Linked DNA regions of Mus musculus: region 1 is linked to region 2. Evidence: chromatin loops called from intact Hi-C (ENCODE). Cell type or tissue: left cerebral cortex. All regions are shown on one strand.

Region 1 (5,000 bases), 64 kb after region 2:
ACTTGCACTTGCTGCCTTTGAAGCTATAGATGTAACTGGCTAACAGTATTGGTTTGAAGCCCCAATCCTGAACAATCCTGAATGAAACTGTGGCCCATACATAGGAGAAGAGTCTAAAATGCTAAGGATATTTGGGTGCAGCTCAAAGACAGACTCCTGCTGTATATTATAACATTGATTGGCACATTTATCTTAGGAATATCTGATACCTTTTGAGGGTGATATATTGGGCCTTCAAACCACACTGTCAGCCAATTACATCTGTAACCCCAGGGGCAGCAAGTCCCTGTAACACAACCATAAGTGAATAAAGGCAAAGCTTTGTTGTCTGAGGGTTAGAAAACAAGTTTCAAGGAGGTACAGTGTGAGCTTGATAGCGCTTTGGTACATTCCCTAGGGCTCAGGTGGCCTCAGATTCCCCATATTCCAGGGCTTCAGTAAACTTAATCTTTGCAGGGTCATTAAGAATGCACACAGAGGTAAACTACTCTCTAAGGTATTTGCATTTTAATACTGTGGGGACTGCTCAAAACACCTGGAAGCTTTTACTATACTCTTTCTAACCAGGGTCTCTTCAGTAGAACTAACCATACTAATTATGATGGCCCTATCTGGTGGAATTTTATTATAGTCTCTTAAACTCTCCCCTGCTCTCAACTTATATACCTTAAAAGTCTCCATAAGTATTTCCAAAATCTCTGAATCTAATCTGAATTCCATTCTCAATCTAACACAGTTATAAGTAGGAAGGTGTATTTTGAAAATTAAGTGGGGGTAATGGTATCTCTAGCTGCATATGTAGCAGAAGATGGCCTCCTCGGACATCATTGGGAAGAGAGGCTCCTTGGTCTTGCAAACTTTATATGCCGCAGTACAGGGTAACACCAGGGCCTAGAAGTGGGAGTGGGTGGGTAGGGGAGCAGGGTTGGGGGAGGATATAGGGGACTTTTGGGATAGCATTTGATATGCAAATGAAGAAAATACCTAATAAAAAATTGGAAAAAGTTTAAAAAAAATGAAATGAAGTGGATTACATGTTTTAGTGTGGCTTTATCAGTTTGCCCATACCAAACATGTGATATTTGTCAGGGCGTCTTGGCCCTGCCTTCCACAGAAAGCCCCAGATTATGTACATGGCCAGCTCATGGGGAAGTTTAAAAGGTGAAATTAATCACAGAAGCAAAACTAAAAGGAACGCAGGTATATAGAAAACTCAAATGTTCAACAATACACAGTTAATTAAATTTCATAAGCCATCACCACCACATAAATTTGTGTGTGTGTGAGTGTGTGTGTATATGTGTGTGTGTGTGTATGTGTGTGTGTGTATGTGTGTGTGTATGTGTATGTGTGTGTGTGTGTGTGTGTGTGTGTGTATGTGTGTGAGTGTATGTGTATGTGTGTGTGTATGTGTGTGTGTGTGTGTATGTGTGTGTGTGTGTGTGTGTGTGTATGTGTGTTTCATCATCTTAGTGTGACCCATAATTTCTGGTATTGTAGTGATTGTCCTTGGAGAGCATCCAAGAGAGGACCAAGCCATTTGAGTCTAGAGCTCTGGGAAAGTAACTTGAACTGAAAACCTAGAAGATTCTAAAATTAACCTCATAGTGCAGTGGTTAGACCTTCTTTCTGCATGGCAAATGGCATCTGTCAGGCACCACCAAAAATAGTCTTAGTTATCTAAATTACTTTAGTTGGTCAAAATTTGTAAAAGCTATAAAGTTTAGTGAAGAGCTTAACAATCTGAGGGCTCTAAAATGAGCATAATAAAAAAAATTTTTTTCAGCATACTTCTGAATATTTAGAATTTTTGTTTTGGGGTGATGTTTAGGCTTTATTTCAGAGAGAATAAGGGATGGGGTGGAGAGAGAGAGAGGAGAGAGAATATAACAACATGAGGAGAGAGAGAAGAAAGAGGAAGGGGAGGACAAAGAGAGACAGGGTGAGGGAACCAGTGACTCTCTTGGGAAACTGCTTAAAATCAACATGAATTCTATGTTTTACTAGTAATGTTTGCTAAATTTGAGTTTTTACCACCTGGTATCCAAATGCATCAGAGTTACTGTGAGGAAAAACGGGACTCATATATTAGAATCTGAATAATTTCAAAAGTGTGGTATTAAAAAAAGTCAGTTGTATATATGGCCTAACACTTTATAAAAAATCACATTTCATTTGCATATATGCACTCCATAAAACTGCATCACTATCTTTTAAGGACAGCCTGTTGGAATAAGAGTTTAGTTTAGGTTTTCCCAGGTTGTTTTTTTCTACTATACACAGGGAAACACAGTTTTTTCAAATGTCTTGGGTAATAGCAAGGCAAATCAAATGATTAAGACTAATATGATCTTATAGCTACTAAAATAAATGGAAACTTGGAATGTATATGTATTATACTGAGTGTGTTTGTGTAAATTCAAATAACAAGTCTAAAAGTTACTTCTAGAAGCTCATTTCACTTGCTACAGTATGTTCAGAGATCTGTGCCAATTGAGAGATATATTTTTGTCTCCTTTAGACATGCAGTTTCTTTAGCCCTGGGTACCTATTCCACAGATCTGTACTTTCCCAGGGCTTCCCACAGCCGTGCAGCTGGCACTGTCTAGTCTGTAGTGCTTTTTCTGGATTATGTATATAGAACTCCTACCCGATGTGGGTTCCTGGATATTTTTAAGACTGATTGAGACCAAGATTCCCCACTTGAAAACATATGCTTGATGATTTTCACTATTAAGTATTACAGCTTTTATCTTGTAGTGTCCAGGATCCCTAAATATGTTATTCGTTAAATGTCTTAGAGTCCTGCAGTCAGATCACCTATGTTGGGGCTCAGCAACAGTGGACATCTAGATTGTTTTTTCAAAGGAAAGACAAAGCAGGAAATTCAGTCTTAACTTCTTCAAATTAGCTCTCTACTGTAGATATCTTGCTAAATCATAAGAGTACTGGACAAAGACAACACAATGGTCACAGGGAAAATCTGGCTAAAAAAAAATTGTATCATTTATAAATGTATCAAGGGGGGAAACAGAGAGAGTAGTGTTGTAAGAAAGGTAGAAAGAACATGACAATCAAATTTCAGCTTCACTCCATAATGGTTTCCTAAGACACAGCCATCATTCACAAGAATGTTGTCTGTCGCTCCTTTTGTGGTACCATGGTAGAGTACAGCCACTGCAGAGAGCCGGGCCGTCGGAGACCCACAAAGCCAGAACTATTTATTGTCTGGCCTCAGTAGGTTGGTCAACCTCTGAAGTGGGGCATTTGGATCATTATGATCCCAGTCACAGTACAAAAGCCCATTGACATTTAATAGAAACATCAAAACAGCAGCAGCCCTGAGTAAAATCAGAGTGGTGGTATTGCTCTTTTGGTTAGAGATAATATTTTGTTTGTGGGAAGAGAAGTCCTGTAGGTCCATCCATGGCTAGGCTAACCTCTCCCACTAAGCCACAGCTCAGCCTGTGGTTGATGCTTTTTTAACAACACTGGAGATCATAAAAACTTTTTATTCCTTCTAAAAATTGATATGGAAAGAGATGGCCACACCTGCTAGCATGTGCCTATTTTCCCACTATCCCTTCCAGTTCTGGACTGCCTGAACCTCATGAAAGGGGATATAGTGAGAGCCAGCAACTTCTAGAAATATCTCCCTACAGACTGGAGAAAGTGTTAACATGCAACTCAAAGTTTTTAAGTAAGAAGAAGCAGAATCTTTTCCAAAGTTCTCAAGCAGAATTTACTGTTTCTGCTAGCATGGGCATTAATCACCATTTTTAAAACACAAAGCTGGGTTGTAGGTGGAGACAGCGACTAGGGCGTGAAGATGAGGGTGGGGGCAGAGGAAGGCAAGAAAACACTGAAGGAACTCGAGGTTAGTGTCAGTGATACTGAGCTGACCTTGACCCTTCCTTTGTTAAAAATTAATCTTAGTTGAAGGTATGTGGAATAATTCTGCTTTGTATGCTTTTTGATAACCAGTTGTCTAGAAACTGTATGTTTCCTATAAGTAGTCATGTGTGATTGGAAACTCATCTTCTCTTGTGAACTGCTCTTTATAAGATCCCACTTTGTGATTGTACGTTGGAAATACTGGTAGAAAGTGCTGCTCTCTTCAAAATAGAAAGTGTTCTGCAAACAGTTTCTTCCCAAAACACTAAAATTTCATTGGGAATGACATTTCTGTCCTAACTTTAAAAGTCCCCATGACAAACACTGACCTTTAATCCTTTGTGCTTCTTAGTCCTCATCATAGCAAAGTTATTGTCCAAAAGGTTAGGGTTCATTTTTTTTTCTTTCACTGAAGATGCTATATCATCTGGAAAAGACATGTAAGAATCAATTACTCAGTTAATGTCAGCTAATGGATGTTGAATAAATGCCTGTCACAGTATTATGATAAATGCTATGGAAGATTCGGCCAATGATTAAATATGATCTCTAGCTTTCAGAGTTTTGTAGTCAAGAATGAAGACAGAGTAGGGTGTTAGATGAAGGGGAAGTTGTGTGTGTGTGTGTGTGTGTGTGTGTGTGTGTGTGTTTGTGTAATCTCCATAGTTTCATTGAGGTCATACTATGATAGGCATGAACACAGGATTTCTTATGACTTGAAAATAGAATGTAGCAATACAGTATGTGTTCAAGATTTTGGCAACAGAGTTCCAAGTCCTTTACTGTCCTAACATGCTGATATATAAGTGAAGTCTGTCCCCTAGAGTAGAAAGAAAAAGCTGGTGAGTTTATCAAAGGAAGAAACAACAAAGAGGAAGGGTAACAAACTAATATCCTTGGGTAAGGAATCAGAAAAAGGATGATAAATACCAGTTCTTACAGTTAGTCACTTGGAGATATTGAAGTGAGAATTTCTCATCCACTAAGGTTGAAGTAGTAGATAGATAGGTATTACACCCACACCTAAGTCAATAGTAAACCCTATTAACAGTTTAATTAGCCAAGAAAATGGGAAGGAGACATTTAGCACCAAAGGAGGAGTGGCC
Region 2 (5,000 bases):
ATGTCCTCATGGAGGAGTGATTCAGAACATCAGTATATTGCGAATCTCTAAAAAGAAATCATCTTATCAGATCGTCTGACCATTCTGTTTATTTTTGGCTAAGAATCTCATAAATCTCAGGATAGAAGACAAAAACTCTTTTGTTAACTGCTACCATCCCCATATCCATTGCCAATGAATCTCATTTTTATAGACTGTGACTTTGACCTCCACTGTCTTCAAGGTGATAGCTTGATGAACAACATGTCCGGTACCCCAAGAAGGGGAACAGCAAGAATGTTAAGCAGAATTTTGTCCTAGTTTTCTTTCTGTAATGAAATTGTAATTAAATACCCCCCCCAAGAGAAAGTTAAGGGAAAGATAGTTTATTTGGTTTACAATTGCAGATGGTAGCCCATCATTGCTGGGAAGTCAAGGTTGATATTTGAAGCAGCTAGCCACAGGCATCACGGTCTATATCAGAGAAAATGAATGCTTATGCTTTTACTTGTTCTCAGCTCACATTCTCTGCTTGTACATAGTTCAACACCCAGGGAACGATGTTGCTTTAGAAGGCAGCTTCTTCCCATATCACTTAATATAACCAAGACAATTCTCCACAGACGTGATGGAAGGCCAATCTGATTTTGATAATCCCTTATGCCAGGAGATTCACGCTGAGCCAAGTTGACAGTTAAATTAAAACTAACCATCGAAATCATCTTGGGTATGGTAGATGTAGACGACTTGTTCCACAAGTGTAAAGCCCTTGGGTTCAATAGATAAGAAGATAGAAGGGAGGGATGGAAGAAAGATAAAAAGTCAGGCATATGGAAAGAATACAATGCTTAGGTTAAATGAGGAAAATTGTTTTTTAAAGAGAAGGGAGGGGTAACAAGACAGCAGGAAGAATAGCTGGCCTTAATCAGGCTTCGGTCAGGTTGGCAACCAACACTTTCAACTATAGACTTATACATTTGAGTGTGTATATGTGTGTGCTTTCCCTGTGTGCTTTTCTATGTCTGTCTGTCTGTCTATCTCCACTCTCTCTTCTCTCTTCCCTCTCTCCCCTCATGTGTGTGTATATTTTCTCTGTCTCTGACTTTCTCCCTGTCATCTCTGTTCTGCCTCTGTTTCTGTCTCTTTGTGTGTTTTTCCTTTTTGTTTTCTGTCTGTCTGTCCCTCTCTCTTTTTCTCCCTCCTCTGTCTGTCTCTGTCTCTCTTTTAATTTCTCTGTCTCTCTCTACCTTTGGCTCTCTGTTTCTGTCTGTCTCTTTCTCTATCTCCCTGTCTCTCTGTCTAGCTCTCTGTCTGTCTGTCTGTCTGTCTCTGTCTCTGTCTCTGTCTCTGTCTCTGTCTCTGTCTCTGTCTCTGTCTCTGTCTCTGTCTCTGTCTCTCTCTCTCTCTCTCTCTCTCTCTGTGTGTGTGTGTGTGTGTGTGTGTGTGTGTGTGTGTGTGTATGTGTGTGTGTGTGTGTGTGTGCATCTGGGTATTTTCCATGTCTGTGCTAAGTATCAGAAATATTTTCCCCCATATGCTAAGCAAGTCTTTCAAAAGTAGCCAAAAATTAAGATATGAGTTTTTGAAGTCTCCATGGAAACTGCTATTTCAAACTGTTTTCAAATGTGCTGTGTTCTTTAGTCCTCCTTTTTTCCTGTGGAAGACCACAGACAGGAGCAAGGTTATCATCTATTGAACTCTGTGTGGTCCTGTTAAAAAAGACTGCTTGATGGTGGCTGCATCTTAGCACAACAGCCCCTAGATGGAAAAGGGGCAACATCAAAGGGCCATTATAGTTGCATTATCTTTTTGTGTATTTTCTCTGTGATTCTTGATTCTTAGCCTATCCCAACAAGGGGTGAGAAAATCCACAGTGATGGCTCCCCTCATGGCACTGTTACAAATTGGGAAAATAGACAAACAATAGAGACTAATACAATACAACCTAGAATTGAAGCATTTTCAAAAATACCACATTTAAAACATGTTTTTTTTGGTCAGGTCCCAAAAGAATATTGCTTAATATGATTTGGGTTTCTACTTGAGCTGTCATATTGACGAACTGGTAAGGGTGGGAGGCTGGGGAGTGAGGGTTATTCTGTTATTTACTAATAAATGCGATTACTTCATCACGAGAAAAATATCACAGCCTTTTTAATATCTGGCTTGGAAAAAAAATGGTGAGCCCAGCAGATGACTAGAGCACTGTCCAATTTCTGCTGTGTTGTGTGAAGACTGTTTTGTTCATTTTTTTTTAAACCAGCAAGGTACCTCCTTTCTGAGATGCTCCCACTTGCAATCCAAGCCACTCTCTGCTGCAGCATTCTTTCCCTCACAGAGTGACATCTGTGATGTTCAAGTACATTGGCCCCTCAGACTTAGAGTGATTCATAAGTCCCCTGAACTATTTGCTCCAAAGCATGCTTGCTCCCCCGGCTCCAGGAGCTGCTTAGAATTTTACAAGGAATTTTCCACCTCCTCTGTGGGCTCTTGTCTGCAGCACCAAGAGTCACTACACGGTAGCATCTCTTGCTATTTAAAAGGAACAGATGTTATTTTGCTCCTAACTGGGTTGCAAAACATCTTTCTGGTTTTTGTTTTTTTTTTTTTTCCTTTCCTTTTCTTTTTTAACTTTTCTTTGCCAGTTAAGATAATCACACAAACACTACCTGAGGCAAGTGGCCCTAATCCAGTGTCAGACATGTTTGTCTTGAAAAGGAGGCATGTCAAGAGTGTTAGATGTGAGGGCAGTGAGGGCATGATATTCAGAAACTGACCTGGAAGGTCAGAGGTCCCCATTCCCAGCCACTGGCATGGTTCCACCTAGGTTAGCAGGGGAAGCTAATACCAATCAGTACATCCAACGCCAATACAAGATGTTCTCCTTTTAATAGAGGCAACTGCAAAAAGAGTGATGGAGGTGTCTTTTAGTGTCTGAGTGACAGATCATCTTTTTTTCTTACTAGGAAATTCTCTACTACTGAATCCTGCCATGCAGCCAGATCTGACTGTGAGCCGGACATACAGCGGGCCCATCTGTCTGCAGGATCCGCTCGACAAGGAGCTCATGACAGAGTCCTCACTCTTCAATCCTTTATCTGACATCAAAGTCAAAGTCCAGAGCTCATTTATGGTTTCCCTGGGAGTGTCTGAGAGAGCGGAGTACCATGGCAAGAATCACTCGGGGACTTTCCCCCATGGAAACAACCGCGGATTCAGTACAATACATCCCAGAAACAAAACGCCGTACATCCAAAATCTGTCATCACTGCCGACAAGGACAGAGCTGAGGACAACTGGTGTCTTTGGCCATTTAGGGGGACGCTTAGTAATGCCAAATACAGGTGGGTGGTAAGTGTGTGTTTGCATATTTTCCTCACTTGTGTAAATATCTTTTTATAAGTATGCAATAATCAGATTCATTTGGAAGTGATCAGCGAAGGCTGGGGCTGCACTTTGTGTGCCCAGGAGCCCAGATGTGCAGCTGAAATAGAGCAGAGCCATCTCTCTGCCTGCCAGCAGGACAGAAGACCACGTTGATGCTGCTGATCGCCATCTTTTAGCATTATACCTATCAGGTGGTATGGAGAGGCTCCTGGTTTTGAGACCCACTGGAATATGTCACCTAGGGCATGGTAAGGAGGAAAAGAACACAGTTCTTTTCTACAACTGACAAGTACCATATTTAGCCAAAGCACATGTTTGCACTGACAAATAATTTAGGGCACGGACAGTCACATTTCTTGGGCCCTCGATAATTATTTTGACTATTTTTAAGTGATTATTACATTGGTTCTTGGCAAGCAATGACGATGAATCATTGCATTGTTGCTCTTTAAAGTTCAAACATTAGTTCTAGAGCTATGCCACACGCACAACCCATTTCAAAGTATGTGTTTCCCTTTTTTGGGTTTTAAGAGAGGAGATTTCTCTGGATATTTGTAGGTGGATATTTCTGATCCCTGGCACAGGTTACTTTAAAAATGTCATCCCTAGCTGTCGCTTGATCTTCACGGTTGTTGCCTGAAGCCAGAGTAGAGGGAAATGAGATTGCTTTCTCCTCTTAGTCCTAAGCCGTGGGAGGCAGGTGAGTTCCATGGCAGATATCGAAAGCAGAGAGGGCCAGGAACATTAGATCTAGCCATGCTCTTAGAAACTGAGTATCAAGCGAGTGCTCAATGAGGAGAGATGATCAGGATTTTATCCCATAAAATGAAATCTGTGACAGGATTGGTCTTAGACTATGACTGCAGCTACCTTACCTATCTAGTAGCTTAGACTTGAAACTGAACTTTCTCTTCACTTCATAATTTTAACCTCATTCTATCCCAAATTAGTTGTGTACTCTCACACCCAGTTTCAAAATATAACTTACTTCTGGAAAATAGCCTAAGTTACGTCTCTAGAAATGATGATGTTCCCCAACCTACCTTGCCAGTGTTTTAGGGCATGCTGGGATTCTTATTTCCCATTAGTTTAAGTGTCCCATATGAGTGACAGTGTATGATGACAGTCTAACTTGTCTCACTAGGGCATAACTGACCAATAGGACTCTTCTTTTAGAAAGAAGCAGTCAGCCATATTTATCACATGAATTTGTAAAACATATAAAAACGGAACATGCATCCCTTGTTTTACCAAAGACTAGGATGTGAAATCAGAGTCACATGAAGCCAGTGAGTTACTACTATGCCTTTATCAAAGCTCCTCACGCATGTTCCCATCCTTATGTGTACAGGGTTCATATGTGTTTGTGTTTACATATTGAACTAGTGTCAAGAGCAAACTATTCATTGCCCATATTTGCTTAATTTTCATCAAAGAAAACATGGAAATGAAACCTGGATGAATGAGAAATATTTCTTTCCCCTCGTATCTCTCTTGAGAGACATCCTTGTTGAAAACTAAAACTCTGATAGCTTGTTGGCGATCCCCACCCAGTTTCACCATAAATGGGATGTTTTTAAGTCTCCTGACAAGAACCACTGGGCAAGATTGAAGCTGCACATTTCAAATGAGTT

Evidence for each region. A loop is a pair of places that touch in the nucleus more often than their neighbours do. Peaks named below come from ENCODE experiments on the same cell type or tissue, not always from the same donor. Only the 100,000 strongest peaks of a DNase experiment are listed, where the experiment ranks them.
Region 1: it touches region 2 in a loop (5-fold over the local background); 2 of 42 quality-filtered maps call a loop at or near these places.

Annotation. Positions count from the first base shown.
Region 1 is chr8:28,653,597-28,658,596 of GRCm38, reverse strand. All of the region lies in intron 17 of Unc5d (unc-5 netrin receptor D), which reads left to right. Among named protein-coding and RNA genes, the nearest start is that of Gm32505, 42 kb to the left of the region's middle. In left cerebral cortex, no CTCF peak of the experiment used is centred here; DNase peaks (open chromatin) are centred at 2,212 and 2,573; H3K27ac peaks cover 2,091 bases.
Region 2 is chr8:28,717,940-28,722,939 of GRCm38, reverse strand. Unc5d (unc-5 netrin receptor D) reads left to right here. Exons shown (of 18, transcript NM_153135.3): 11 at 2,946-3,323. Among named protein-coding and RNA genes, the nearest start is that of Gm32505, 22 kb to the right of the region's middle. In left cerebral cortex, no CTCF peak of the experiment used is centred here; a DNase peak (open chromatin) is centred at 2,363; H3K27ac peaks cover 3,030 bases.